Regions from separate parts of the Mus musculus genome. Here regions 1 and 3 are each linked to region 2. A link is a loop called in an ENCODE intact Hi-C map of the cell type or tissue named here. Cell type or tissue: left cerebral cortex. All regions are shown on one strand.

What was found. Hi-C counts contacts between places; a loop is a spot of excess contacts. Peaks named below come from ENCODE experiments on the same cell type or tissue, not always from the same donor. Only the 100,000 strongest peaks of a DNase experiment are listed, where the experiment ranks them.
Region 1: it touches region 2 in a loop (10-fold over the local background); 33 of 42 quality-filtered maps call a loop at or near these places.
Region 3: it touches region 2 in a loop (4-fold over the local background); 5 of 42 quality-filtered maps call a loop at or near these places.

Annotation. Positions count from the first base shown.
Region 1 is chr6:51,589,953-51,594,952 of GRCm38, reverse strand. It overlaps Snx10 (sorting nexin 10), which reads right to left. Exons shown (of 7, transcript NM_001127349.1): 7 at 4,283-5,000. Among named protein-coding and RNA genes, the nearest start is that of Snx10, 69 kb to the right of the region's middle. In left cerebral cortex, a CTCF peak has its summit at 2,024; DNase peaks (open chromatin) are centred at 290, 1,287, 2,045 and 2,502; H3K4me3 peaks cover 1,524 bases; H3K27ac peaks cover 4,271 bases.
Region 2 is chr6:52,218,769-52,223,768 of GRCm38, reverse strand. Hoxa9 (homeobox A9) reads left to right here. Exons shown (of 2, transcript NM_010456.3): 2 at 1-672. Among named protein-coding and RNA genes, the nearest start is that of Hoxa7, 2.7 kb to the right of the region's middle. In left cerebral cortex, a CTCF peak has its summit at 1,951 (motif pointing right); DNase peaks (open chromatin) are centred at 1,993, 2,759, 2,933 and 3,295; H3K4me3 peaks cover 735 bases.
Region 3 is chr6:50,813,130-50,818,129 of GRCm38, reverse strand. It overlaps C530044C16Rik (RIKEN cDNA C530044C16 gene), which reads right to left. Exons shown (of 5, transcript NR_045984.1): 5 at 3,236-3,986. The region is part of intron 1 of Gm31455 (a long non-coding RNA gene); the gene reads left to right. Among named protein-coding and RNA genes, the nearest start is that of Gm31455, 6.6 kb to the left of the region's middle. In left cerebral cortex, no CTCF peak of the experiment used is centred here; a DNase peak (open chromatin) is centred at 2,867.

The sequences.
Region 1 (5,000 bases), 630 kb after region 2:
CCTGCCGCAGTTGTTGTATTAACCTTATCACACAGAATGGCAATAAGGGAGGCCTAATGTGCAAGAAAGAGGAAAAACATTCCTTCTAATCTCAGGGACCTTCTTCTAACCCTAGCAATTTTCTGACTGTCAAGCAGAGTGAAAAATGAAAGTTGGGCTTTTACAGAGTTTTTGTAAAAATCACAAAGAAGCTAAATGTTTTCAAATGGGTGACTCACTAAACATCATACAGTGTGAAGAGAACCCAGATTAGATTATCCTCTGAGCGGCCAGTCCTGGCTGTGTGGGCTCCGCTAAGGAGTCCTGACAAGGAGACGGGAGGAGGTGGCTCTTGAGAAAGCCACTCCTCCTTCAGAGCTCTGAACTGCTCATGGGTGGATCGGCAGAACCCTGTCCCTGGAAAGCTTTCTTTTTCTTCTGTTCTCTCTCTTTTTAAAGATTTGCTTATTTATTTTATGTATAGGAGTACTCTGTCTTCGTGCATCCCATTACAGATGGTTGTGAGCCACCATGTGGTTGCTGGGTATTGAACTCAGGACCTCTGGAAGAGCAACCAGTGCTCTTAACTGCTGAGCCATCTCTCCAGCCCCAGAGACTCCTTTTTTATACAGTCTCTGTCCACATGGAGGAGGTTCCAAGTCTCCCTCTTTTAATTCCTTTTTAACTTTGACAACAAAAGAACCTTGACCCCCAAGACTCCTCTATCTCAGGATACTTGAGAAACCAACTAACTTTAAGATTGAAATTAGTATATTTTTTTCGGCTGCAAATGCTTGCCCTCGTCACACACAGCGGTGGGGTGACCTCGCCCCCTTCCACTTCCCATGCCAGGTAATTTTATTTTTCATTATCCCTTTAATGCAGAGCAGGGCCACTGATTACAAAAAAGCAGTTTGCCTCTAGCAATAGGTCTTCTTCAGTAATCCTCACTGTCATGGAAATTCCAGCTGCTACAAGAATAAGAGGCTCAATCCATATTTGCCAGTTCTAATATGAAATCTGTCAGAGCCCAAATTAATGAGTTCCAAATTCCTTACATCACGATAACAGGTTAAGACTGGTCAATTAATTACATAAATCCTTCCCGATTCATTGTGCGTTTGCAGCCCTGATTGTGTCTTACATTACTCCGTGACACAAGGCCTTTTGGCTCCTGTTGTTCCAAAGAAAGGCCCCATTTAAGTGGAGGCTGCCTGCCACGGCAAAAATGTTAAATGTCACACGTTAAATGTGCACTTTTCTGTAATTGCTTTTGTTAAAAAAAGAAAAAAAAAAGATTAAAGTACAGGGCTCCTAACACAGTACCGTGCTGAGGGCTGGAACTGTACTGAGCACCCGCTTGGACGGTGAGACGCCTCTGCTCTGCCTCTAGCAGGACATACAGACTCTTTGGCACCCATGCTCTGCAGGAAGAAGCCAGAAGGTTGTGTTTGTGAAAATAAACCCAGTTCCCCAAGATCAATACTAGCAAATATAGACCTTTGAATATGCCTTTTTTTAAAATGAGAGGATTAAAATCTGAGTCCAGCTTCTCGTCAGGTGTTAAGAGTACTATTAAGTGTGTAACCCATATTGGACCTAGTTAACTTGAAAAGAGAGGCACATTATACAAGAGTATATGGTACATGTGTAGTTTTAGCATCACCCAAAAGGATGCTCCTGATGGCTTTGCTATTTAGATTTATAACTGATATGTACCTACAGAAAATAGAATTGAGGACTCAGAGGACCACAAAATTATCCAGGTCAAATGTTTTCTTTTCTTTTCTTTTCTTTTTTCTTTTGTCCAAATGAGCTTAGAGTCACAGCTAGGTAGACTGTGATCTGCCGTGACATGACTCTCAACACCTAGTGCCATCTCCCCCTTCACCCCCTCTGTCTTGCTTTCTGGCCCGATGCAGATTTAGCCTGAACCATCTCACCACAGGCTTAGAGTCTGGAGAGCACAAGCCAGCAGATGATGCTCTGGGCATAGACTGCAGGGTATCAACGCGCCACGCTGCCCGACAGCGACCCCGTCCGTCCACCCGTGGCCTCGCACCGCAGGTCAGCTTCAAGTGACCTGGCTCAGCAGCTTGGGGACCTACATCTCCCCACGCGCGACCCAGAACCTGGACGCACGCGATTCTTTCCCAGGGACGAAAGTTCCGCTCCTGGGCCCAACCGGGTCAGGCAAGAGAGGAAGGTTAGCGTATTGGGCTCCGGTCTGGAAGGTTCCAGGCTCCTGGGAATAAGCGCACAGCGCAGCGTGGGGTCAGCTAAGGCTGGAGCTGATGGAGCCATGTGCACTCTCTCGGAGGGCGGCGGTCTGAAGAACAAAGGCCCACGTGCCTCCCCCACCCACGCCCGGCACGTGTGCGGTGGCTTTGTTTGGTCCTCACTGTCTGGGTGCGGGACGCTGGCGGTGCCGGAGGCAGGTGGGCCATGGTAAATCGCTCTCCACCCGCCCACTCCAAATGGCTTCCTCCCATCCCCCACTCAGTTCCGCAGAGCAGTTGCTATGGGTTACCAGGGCGGTTGCCATGGGTTACCCAACCGAGGAAGCGGGAGCATGCGTGGGATGGCAGGAGCTTGAGGGCTGCTGAGCCGAGGCCCACGGGGGTGGGGGACTGAGCTATAAAGAAGGTCCAGGTAAGAGTCGAAATCCACGCGCTATGACACTCAGAGCCTGCTGGCTTCTGCAGCATCTCTACTTCTCTTTTGCTTAAAGCAGAGTGGATTCCGCACAAATTTTTGTAGCTTAGTGTTCTTCTCTCCCTCTTTTCTAATCTATCTTTTGAAAATAAGTCTTTGGAATTTTGAAGGAAAAGGGTCATGAACTACCAGAGTTTTTGCTGCTAAAATAAATTAATGTCCAGTGCACTATTTTTAACAAGGACCTAGAAGTTTCCAGCAAGAGGGAAAGGGTTTGACTTAAGGGCTGACAGTGGTGACTGGACTGTAAAACGCGTCCAGCCAAGAACAAAGCCCTGAACCCATTGTGAATGTATCAAACTCCAAAGGAATTGTTTCTTTACATGCTAAATTATTTTTAGCTCCATTTATTAAAATGTCTGCATTTCTTGCCTTGACTTGCAAAGAAAACTGTATCTATGCCTTTAATGAATGTCAAGTTGCCACAACTAAGTTCAGACATTTTACGTTTAAAAATGTGTTCATAGCAAATTAAGAAATGGTTTTCTTCAGAAACAAAACTGTATTGAAATAAATGCTTTCTCGGTGGAAAGGACGGCGTTGTACTCATCCGGCACCAGCTAACTAATTTAAATATTTTTTAAAAAGACAATTTAGAAACAGAATAAGCCTTCTTAATTTTTGTACTTAAAAAAAAAAATTAGGCCTTTCATGAAAATGGCTCAATCCTGAAAACCTTATTGTACACATTTAACTTGATAATAAACCCTTAAAGAAGCAACAAAATAAAGAAGCTGGGCTCAAGACAACATCCAGCTGCCACTGTTGGCTAGAACATGGATAAACTAAATAAATTTGATTAAGTGCTAATGTCATGTAAGAAGTTTTATGCGTTTACTTCTCCATGTTGCTAATAACTTGTTTGTATTTGTTGTTAAATATAATTTGAAGTAGACCTGAAGAGCTCTGGCAAAATATATTTAGTATCTTAAGGAATGGCAAATGATTGAAGACAAACATTTGTGGTTTCCCCTAGTGTTTTTTTTTTAACTGAAATTTTTAACTAGAATGAAAATCACTTTGTAGCAAAGGAGACTTTAAGTCTTAAGTAACAGGTTGTTGACTTTCACTGCCAACACCTTCAGCTACGTATAAAGTCAACTCTAAAACAAAATACAAAGGATTATGACCTTTCAGGTGCTGTACCTGCAGAAAAATCCAGAAAAATCGAGTTTTGCTGACTGTAAACCATAAGACATACAGAACTACGATTCTTAAAGCTTAATTCACATTTAAAATAACACTAAATGTATCCTCTGCTTAGTTACATGTTAAATGCTTAGCTACTTGTTTTCCTACAGACATGAGAGCATAAAACAAAGCCCTATTGGAAATGGAACTATCTAGACCCCAAAAAGTCAGTTTGAAGACGCTTGCTGGGGCTCAGCTGTTTTGACAGCCAAAGCAGAGCAAATACAACGCAGGGAGCCTCAAACCAAGTCTGACCAGAGCTCTTCAATGAGAAATTACCAGTAATTACAAAAAAAAAAAAAAAAAAAAAAAAAAAAAAAAATCACAGACCTTAGGTCTGAGTTAGAGGAAATATATTCTCCTATGTAAAGTAAGAAATCGAACAAAGTTTTGTTTTGCTTTGCTTTCATGTTTAATGTGAAAACAGTGACTGTGGAGTTTATGGAGCAAACATCACTTCATATTAACTTCAAAGGTTATATTATGTCACCAAGAAGTAGCATGATAACTGATGTCACAATTTATGCTTTCCAAAAAAACGCCGTTAAAACATAAATGATGTGAATTCATCTACACTGCTGAGGAACTTGCTCTGAAACTCTACACACAGCTGCATAATCACTTCCTTTTGGCATTAAAATAAAGACAATTAGAGGACACGGTTAACAGGATCTAAGACATAAATCAAAATATTTACACAAGTTTGATAATGTTTCAGACAGAACTTTAAAAAATCATTCTTATTCCAAATTGAATGTTTGGTTTTTTTAACCAATTCTCTGTAAGAAGGCTCTCAAAGGACAAGTCAATAACTTTTTATTAATACAATAACTCTTAAGTACCCAAGTAAATGGCTGCTTTTTGCTGCCGCTTTTGCACCCACGAGAGTGGGAGCCATTCATTGGAAGCAACAAGTTATCCCTCTTAGGTGAAAATTCCTTCTGCTGGTTCCCAGAGATACCTAGGAAGACTCTGGGGAACCCTTGGCTAATTATCCCAGGAAAACTGCTGCCTCGGCTGAAACTGGAAGCTCATGGTGGACCCCAAGATATCTTATCTTTGGGACACTTAAAAAAAAAAAGCTATTTTATTCCAATTAAGCCAGTCTTTTGAGA
Region 2 (5,000 bases):
TTTTGTGACTCAAACTTCTGTGCTGGGTGAAGTACCCATTGTGATTGTGGAAGCTAGAATTCAATTTGAACTCAGGTTGTTTATGGGGGGAGAGAAGCTGTGGCATAATGTATAGCTCTGTAGTCTTCTGTGTAGCTAGACTGTTAACCTACGATTGTAAACTAGCTGTAAGGATTTCCCAGTGAAATCAGATTTGGAAAGAAAAGAGAGATAGTTCTCCGGGATGCATAGATTCATGATTTATCTACTTTTGAAATGTGGGCTTCTTCATCTTTACGTTCTAGACTCCAATTTTGTCCAATGTATATAGAATCTCCATATTAAAGAAATATTCATAATCAGAAAGCTTGAATATTGTTTTTGCACCAGAGGAGAAGTGAGGAAATTCGGAGCTATACGTGTGTGCAGAGGGTTGCTACCTATGGGTTTACGCTTAATTTTAATTGGGAGAAAGTGAGTGCTTATTGTAATGGAGTTAATTTTATTGATAATAAATTATACACCATGAAACTGCTCTTGGGCTACTGTAGATTTGTATCCTTGGTGAATTTGGGGTTCCCATCGGATTGAACATACACTGTATATTTTGCAATAGTTACCTCAAGGCCTACTGACCAAATTGTTGTGTCGAGATATTTAACTTTTGCCAAATAAAATATATTGATTCTTTTACGTTGTGCGGCTCTGCTCTTTGCACCTTCTTTTTCTAGGTATATTTTCGGGGGAGGGCTGAGGTGAGGTTGATAAAGCCCTAATTCGGTCTCTCTCTCGCTGGAACCAGCCGTAGTTGGGCCAGGCCTAAGCACCCTCGACTCAGATGGTTGCCGGTAGCTAGGAAGCAGAGGCGGAAAGCTGGGAAGTCCAGCGGAGGAGCAAATAGACTCGGATCTATTTGCCAGGCGACCAGAGAAGCATCAGAAAGCTAGGCCTCGCTGGCCAGCAGCAGTGGAAAGTCCACCCTTTCATTTTGGCTGCCTCCAAAAATATTCCCCAACCCTGGACTCACAAAAAAAAAAAAAAAAAAAAAAAAAAAAAAGGACTGAAGAAGCCTTTGGAAGTAGGGTGGTCGAGTTGAGGGCTGGAAGTCAAGGAGCTGTGTAAGAAAACTCTGAGGAGGCAGGCAGGAGCCACATGTCGGCAATGAGGCTGCTCCTTCAAATAGTCAGGGGTTTTCAGAGAGTGGAAAAGCCATACCCTTGTGCCCCATTGAGTCCTGCCAACCTGGCCGGAGGCGGGTTGGGGGTAGGGGCTCAGCATCCTACACTGCTAAGCCACCTTCGGAGTCCCCACAGAAGCAGGCCTTAGCAACCGACAAGCCCCGAAGCGCCATAAAAGAAAATGAGGGCTGTTACCCTTTATGGGGTGTAAAGGGCTGCGTAGGGGGAACGACTGCCTTCGGAGGCCCAAGCGCCTTCCAGATGTAGCCAGAGGATTCTGCCTCGCCTCACACCCCCCAATTCTTTTCCTTCGCACCCCCATCTCTCTGCAATGTTGACTGTCTTCTAAGCCGGGAAAGGGGGACCAGGGTGAGGGTGGATGGGGCTTCTCCTTAACCCCCACCCCCAACGAGCCGCCAGGTTGGCACGCCCTCTGTTGTTGCAGACAGAAAGGACTTCAAAGCTTATGCAGTAAGGGTGTGCCATAAAGGAAGGTCTGCGAACTGTCTGGAATTCGGCTCTTAATGAGTTTACAACTGTCCAGCTCCAATTAGGGTATCCCACCAAAACCCTTTCATTTGTTTGCTCTGTCTGCCTCCGATAAAGAGACTGCGGAAACAGCCCTCTTTTATGGGTATTGCCCCCTCGGCAGCGTAGGTTCCTGGCTCCCCAAGGATTCCCCAGGGACAGGGCCCTCGCTCCGCCCATGGGAGTGGAACGCTGGTGGGGTCACAGGCGTTGCCGAAGTTCACGCGGGCCAGAGCAGCTGCGGCTGCAGTGCCAAGAAAATTCCAGGAGATGGCAGTGTGGCTCCACGCAAGAGGCTTTCTCGCCGCCATCTCCGGCCGCCGAGACCTAGGAAGCTCCTAAAATGTCGACTTGAAGCGAGCCTTTCTGGAATGGGATTTGTGTGAGCAGCAGTCGTATATTTTCCCTGCTGCTCATGCCAGCCTGAAAGCCTCCAAGGGACACAGCATGCGCCGGGGCTTGCCTGACCTTCGGCGCTCGCTCCTCCCCGGCCCCATTCCGAGACCGCTGTGTTGCGTGGCAGCAGCGACGCCGAAGGTGCGGGGCTGTGGCTGAGAACGCCAGTTCCATTTCAGGGTCACAGTCCTCATCCCAGCAGAGATCTAGGGACAGCGAGGCGCACGGGGAACGGGTCGTTCACGATCGAAGAACAAGGGAATGAACACCTACGGCCCCAGGACCAGATGAACCCACAGAGAGCGCATCCTGTGGCCACGGGTTCCGCCGACCCGTGAGGTCCCCAAACCTGGTTCAGGGTGGGGGGGTACCAGGCCTAGCTAGCCACCACCAGTATGGGGAGAGAGAGAGAGAGAGAGAGAGAGAGAGAGAGAGAGAGAGAGAGAGAGAGAGATCGGGGACTTGGTCGGTTTGAATACCTGACCTTAAAATTAGGCGGCTGAAAATTGGTTATAAAGTCATACTTGGTGGCTGTCTTGTGTAGATCTTCGGGGAACTTGGCCACGCTGGGGTAACTTGGGGCATAGTCTAGGAACTGTTAGGTTGTTCGAAAATAAATGATCTATACGTTTAAATAAGTACATTAACACTCTAGCTTCAAAACGCATTCATATGGTTGAAGTCGTTCTTGCTTCTCAGGCCGTGGTATTTCTTTGGCATTGAAAGGCCAAGGCTACTCTGGTGTCGCCGGTTGAGGAGGCTAGAAGAAAGAAAAAAAAATCCCCATTCATTCTCAGGCTACTTTTAATGCTAGATGTCCCCAGCTTCAGAGCAAGGCGGCTAGTGTGTGGGATCAGACTCTGGGGTAGGATGGTTTCGGAAAGAAAACACAAGAGCAAAAAGAAAACTAACCCTTCGAAGCGCCGTGAATATAGACCGTACAGTGCATTTATTTGGGTCGTAATAGTCTCGGCCAAGCCCACAAAATGTTTATGACTCGCATCTCCGTGCTGAATGCGCTGTAAAACCAGGGACTCGATCCTGGCTGACGTATCTCCTGGGTCTCCCTCTCTTTCTCTCTCTTACTCCCTTAAAAAAAAATCTTCCTGCACACACGTAGGTACTACAGGCATATATCCTCGTTATATTTCCGTATGTAATTCATGCTACTTCACAGCATCTGATTGTAGGAAGGGTTTTATAGCTTCTTGGAGAGAGCACCAAGAGATACCTATCCTAATCCTGAGAAATCTATATTTATGTTACTGCTGAGCAGTGGGCACAAATAGAATGCTCCAGTTTTCTAACAATGGAAGTCACTGGTTGGCAGCAGCCGCTTCCCTCCACGGATCACAGAGGCCCTAGGTAGGTGCAGGCCTCCAGGAGCTCAGAGGCCTGGTGAAATGACTAGGCCAGCAGCCTCCCTTGCCCTTGGCCGACTGGCGGCGGGGCAGGCTGCTCTCTGGTCTTCGCTGCTGAGAGGTTTTTCACAGCCTGTCGCTGTCTTCGTCCGGACAAGACCCGGCAAGGAACTGGGCTTATTTATTCGCTTCGGGTAGGAATTGGTGGCCGCGTCCAAGTCAGGCGCCTTTCACTAAGTCGGGGGACATAGTCTCCAAGCCCAATAGCTGAAGCCCACCATCTTCTCAGGGGAGGAGACTAGAAAGGTTCAAAGTCCCCCAAACTCAGCACCACTGGACTCTCTAGAAGGCGCCGTTTTGCTGCAAAGGTCTGCGTTTACATTCTAAACCTAGATTTAAACATTGAGGACTATCTGGCCACAGGAAACGGAGGAAACAAACTCTGGCAGTAGGTTTGAAAGCTAGTTCTGGGACAGCGTTGGGAAATATTTAGATAGCAGATTAAAAACTGGGTCTGGGCTCAATAGTGTGTGAATATTTTCACACATAACAGATACATTTCCATTAAATAAGTAGGGAGCCAACAGTCAGAAAACATATAATTAAATAGGCCTTGCTGAGAGTCTGATTTTGTTCAAAGTCTGCCAAGGGAAAAGAGACACAGAAACGAAGTGAGGGTTTTTGGTGAGTCTTGAATCCCACTCAGAGGGAAGACTTGTGCCCAGAAGTGCCAAGACCTTGAAAACAGCAGAATTTGGGACCTATTTGGCCTTGGCAAACTAGCACAGAGTCTCTTGTGGGAACCACTTAGTCCTTTCAGGCCAAATTCAGATGACCTTCCTAGGTGTGTTAGTGTCGTGTTTTTCCTGTTCAACCCAACTCCGAACTCTGGTTGTCAGGTCTCCTTCTAAAGAGAAGTTCCACTTTAGACACGTGCCTTTGGACTGCTCCAGTCTCCTGAGTCTAGACAGACCGCCTGGGCCTGCCTGGCCTTTCACTGTGCGCCCTTCTGTGTCACCCCAGGAACAATTTATTGGTCTAAAGCAGTCTAATTTCGCCTCTTTGATCTCCTAGCCTTCTTTTGGTTTGCTTCATCTTCTTTTAGCTATTTTAGAATTTTATTTCTCTCTTAGAAGACACTGTTATTTCGATTTCTACCCCCTCCCTGTTTCACCTCTTCTGTTTCCCATCCTGGTCCACCATAAAGTGGATCCCGGATATTGCCGCCTTAGGGTCCTTATGCTCCAGGGGAGATAGCCCAGCTCCCACCTGCCCTCCTCCCCACCAAAACCTGAGCCCTTTACTAGGTAGGAGCTGGGGTTCGTTCCAGCGGGATTTGAACATCCCTCTGTCTTTTGTGCTTCCAAGACCCCCCTGAGAGGATGCGGTAAACGGGGGTGGGGTAGGTGGAGGCAGCCTGGACCCACTGAAAGTGATAAGAAAGTGCTTTGTACACCAGGAACCAAACTCTATAATTTAGAGGAGAATTTCCGGGGCAATTCCATTGTGAAGTCGGGTTTATGATGTGCAATCGAGCTGAGCAGTAAAAGGTCGCCAG
Region 3 (5,000 bases), 1.4 Mb after region 2:
CAGGGACTGTCATTTCATGACTCATTCATTGCTGTCCTGCTGAGAAAGACGCTTGTCACACAAGAAGTGCATCTCATATACAGATGGTTATATTGTTAATGGCCCTCAAAAGCTGTTTTGCTCTGAAGGAGAAAGAGCCTGTGATGACTTCAGATCTCAGAGTGGAACTGGATCCCGGTAATCTGATCTTGCCATCACCAATTGTCAGCTGTGTTACTTCTGATCTAGTTGTGCCTCACCTTTCCCATCTGTAAAACTGGGTTATTAGCAGATCTACTCACTGGGCTGCTGTGAGGTTAGGTGAGTTTTGACATCAAGTACGACAGCTCCTGGTACAGGATGCATGCTCTAGAAGTACTTACTGGTATTAGCAGGGATTCAGCGACAACCAAGTAAACTAAAAACGACCATATGTAGCAGATCCCCTGATACTAGTGCCTGAGCCCTCTTTCTGTGGGAGGTGGGGTGGGAGCAGCCATCCAAGACCGTGTAGACAGGAAGTGGAGAGTCGGCGTGGGCTTCACAGCTGTGCATGATTCGACTGATAGAAAGAGAGGAGACGAATGAATGAGCACACGGGCTTGGCGGGGACAAATCCTTCCTACTGATGATTTAGGTAATGCTGGCATGGGTGTTTGGAAGATGAGATCATTGGCTTTTAACAAATGCATTTAAAATTTTTATTTATTTATTTTACAGGCTATGTGTGTGTGTGTGTGTGTGTGTGTGTGAGAGAGAGAGAGAGAGAGAGAGAGCGCCAAGTTCATGCTAAGTATGCGCTTGCCCAGTGAGACGCGTGTCCAGCCCGTTTGTGTTATTCACTTAGATCTCTGAGAGCATCACAAAGCCTGTGTGTGAGACCATTGTGCTTGCTCTGTAGGCATGAACTTGAAACTCACAGGATTGAAAGAGTCTGCTGGGTACCATGCAGCCCGTAAGTCCTGGGACCCCCATCTGAAACTCCATTTAAGTCTTCAGTTTGGCCTGTTGTTCAAGGTGGTGCATACCTGGTGATGGAGAGGGCTGCAGGTAGTCAGCAGGTGTCCCTGACAGGAAGTCTGCTCCGAGCACGTTTCTCTAGCCAGTTTTTCCCTGAGATAGACCACAGCAGATCAGAGTCAGGGACCTTTGTGGAGGCCTGGTGCCCTGACCAAGAGGAAAGGGTCAGGTAGCAGTAAGCGCATCCTGACATGGGGTTCCTCTGACACGCTTTAATTGTTGCTGATGGTCTCAAGCAGCTACAGGCCTGGCTGCTCCTTAAGGGGATTTGTATTTGCCGTGGGCGTGGTGAAGTGGGAGACTCTGGCTGTAGAGTGGGGAACGTTAATGATATTGCTTTAGCCTAGTATTCACTCTCCCTGACTATGCAAAGGAAGACAGCCAGGAAGTAATGCCAGAGTAGAGCACACACCACTGGTCGGACTTAGGAAATGATAAAGAGAAGGCATGGCCTTTCCTAATTCCTCTCATGCCAAGGGCTGTTAGAAAACAGCCAAACTACTCAGAAGACAGAAGATGCTAGTTGGACACTCTCAAGGGACACATTAGTAATTGAAAGAAGGGGGCCCAAAGGCAAGGTGTGGTGCCACATACCTCTAATCCCAGAGTTCAGGACGCTGAGATGGGAGGACAGTAACTTCACTGCCAACCTGTGCTACATAGAGAGTTCTAGGCCAGCCTGTGCTACATGCAGAGTTTTAGGCCAACATGTGCTACATAGAGAGTTCTAAGACAGCTTGTGCTACATAGACAGTTTTAGACTAGCCTGTGCTATAGAGAGTTCTAGGTCAGCTGGAGCTGCACGGGAAGAGCCCATCTTAAAATACAGAGAAAGAAAGGAAGACAGAGGGGGTGGGGAACTAAATCACTCAAGCAATGCACACATCCCCTCACTCTTGAAACAACTCTGAAGGGAATCTCCCACCATTCCTTCTGTTCTTCACCAGGGGAAAATCTCAAGCATAAAAGAGTATAAGGAAATTCCCTAAAGTCACGTTGACAGAAAAAGGCAAAGCCATGTCTAGCTCCAGGTTTGGCTAAGTGTAGACTTGGTGCTCTCAACCATTTCCGCCATTTTTGATGCTGCTGTCCTGTGGTTTACATGTCACATGCAAACATGAACTTATCGTCTATCTAAAAATAGTTTCCTCTCAGCTTGCTGGCTTTGTCGCGGTACTGACTCCTCACCATGGGGATTCTCAGCCACAGTTTACTAACCACACAGTGTCCAATTAGACGTCACAATTTCTATCCAAATAATTTTCCTGAGTTGGCAAGACCAGGCCAAGTTCTCGCCTGGGGATAGCCAGTCCCTACATAGGAAAGGGAGCCAGCGCCATCTCCACCTGGCTTGTCACAGCAGAGCACAGACCCAGAAACCATCCCTCTCACATCCCTTCACAACAGAGATCTGCTCTGCTCCATCCAGCTGCCGGCTGCTTACAGTTCGCCTTAGGCAATCTGCTGCAATTTTCCATGTCCCGATCTTATCCTCTATTAAAAAAAAAAAAAAAAGATGGGAAATATAATGAGCTGAAAGAATTCTGATAGCAGATGCAGACATCAAATTACACAGGTAGTAATCACACAGATTAGAAAACGTAATGAATACAGTATTCAAGCTGAATGCAGACAGTAAATGTTTCAGTCTGATACAAGCTACTTGTTAATAAAGTGAGATAACAATTGTCGCCTTATTAAAACTAGAGTCGCCTCTGTTTTCTTAGGGGACACATGTCACCCAGACCTCTGGACTGAAATGAACTGAAACTACACAGAGGACCGAATGGGCCTGGCCCACGTCCTCAGTTTCTGACTGCACTGCACAGCTCTGCAATTATTCATTACAGGCTGTTTTAGAAATTTGTCCTCACGTCCCTGGGCTCTTTTGTGAAAAATGCATTATTCATGGTATGTTATACACAGAATGGTACTGATTTGGGAGTCAGGAAACCTGGGTGTTAGTTCCAACTTCCGTCGTTAGATGTTGGGGCCTTGACTAAGGAAGAGTGTCGTGGGAATATTAAGTGGTCTGCTCCAGGGGTAAGGAGTGAGGGGGCATGTTGTCTACAGAGAACGTCAAACAACAATAAAATTGACTGAAGTCAGTCTGCTTTTTATTATCACCACGTGCCATCCATACAATGAAAAGATGTTCCTAACCCCTCAAATCACTTGGTCTGTGTTTGAAGGAATGCATTTTAACAAATAAATAAATTAGTAAGTACATTTGCTTCAAATTAGCACATTTATATTATTTAAAACAAACATATTTCACAAGGAGATAAATTTACAAATCGCACGGTCATGCACACAAAGGCAACGACAGACAACGTGCACAGGATACTTATGGTGGTTTGGAGCCATGAAAGATCCTTGGAGTTCTGTCTTTGGCCGTATGTCCTGACACACTCTTAAATAATAGATGTGGGATAAACAGTGCTTGCCGGGATTACAAAGACAAGACACAGAACTTGAGTTGATTCAAATCTGTTATTCTCTTCGACAACCTGGAAGTTTTAACCTACAGCGTCCAAGCCCAAACAGCGTGACTTGTGAGGTAGAAGGTCTTTGTTTGGTGAGTTAGACATTTCAGTTCCTTCAGGAAATACTGAATGAATTTTGAATGATAGTTTTAGATGGAGATCCACGTTGCTTTCAAACTAAAGGGGAAAAAAATCAATAAACAAAGGATAACAATAGGTCAAGATCCATCCCATCACTGACAACTTAGTGTGCTCTATAGAGGAGGGTGGCACTAAAGTGATCTGCCGGGACTGTCACAGAGGCTAGGTGACACCGGGCATGTGTTTCTGCCCGTGTACAGCTTGTCTCAGAGTAGAATATCACTTTTCAGGGAAGGTCCTCGGCAGCACTGGTTCTGCCAAGCTTCTCCACCAACAGTTCTAGTTTTAAGTAGGAAATACTGAACCTCCTGTGTCTTCTTGGACATGTGTGCTTGGATTCATGGCTTTAAGGACTCTCACCTAGATTTTAGAGAAAAAAAATATACATTAAACTCAATTATACCCAAGAACCACCAGATCCCTACTTTCTATTCTTAGAGAAAGAGGAGAGTTTTCATTTTGGAGTTGGGAGAGGAGCACTGGTGAGTGATGTTTAGAAAGGAAACATCTTTTGCCATCCTGGAGCCTTTCGGATGAACTTTGGGTTGAGTCTGTGGTTCTCAGATCTGTTGCATGTTGAATCCTCTGGGCAGCTTTGTTGAAAGTCCCACATCCTGGCTGCAGTCTAAAGCGATGACATCCACGTCCATGGGTGTGACCTCTGCATCATTGAGTCTAACATGCAGCTCAGTTGGAGCAGGCATGAGTTTTCTGTATCTTTGGGTCCTTCGCAGATATCAGCATGGATCTCCAGAACTCTGTGTCTCCACCACAACTCACTCCTAAGAACAACTGGGGGCAGGAAGACAAAAAGTTCCATGACCTGCTAGCCCAGCCACACTACAGTGCCAGGCAAAGGGCCTGCTGAGGAGCCCTACTTCCCAGACTACCTTGGTGACCTGAACCAGCGAGGTTGTCTGGAGCCTGTCAGAAAAGAGGATGCCATTAATAATAATAAAAAACAAATGGTCCCGTCAGCCAAAACCCCAGAGAAGTTGAGAAACGGGCTATTTGTGCATGAAGATGGTACCCAGATGCCTTGGATTGTGAGAAAAGCCAGAGTAGAGCAGGCGTGCAGCTGGTTCCCCCATTTCCAGGCTGATTTGTCGATTAACCTCCTGGAATTTTGAGCAGCGGCTCGTTGAGCCTGCTTCTCTCAATAGCCCACATAGGCCTTGCCTCTGGGACACAGTGTGCATTAAAAAGTTAACATTTATCACAGAGTTCAGCGCTCCATCAATATCTCATTGAACAGAGCAAAACAGCTCAGCTTCAGTGAGGCAAACCTTGCGGGAAGATAAATGCTAACATTTTCTTGAAAGCCTCGGCAATTATTCAAAGGCCCACCCCCGTGTCCCACCCTTCACCCCAGGT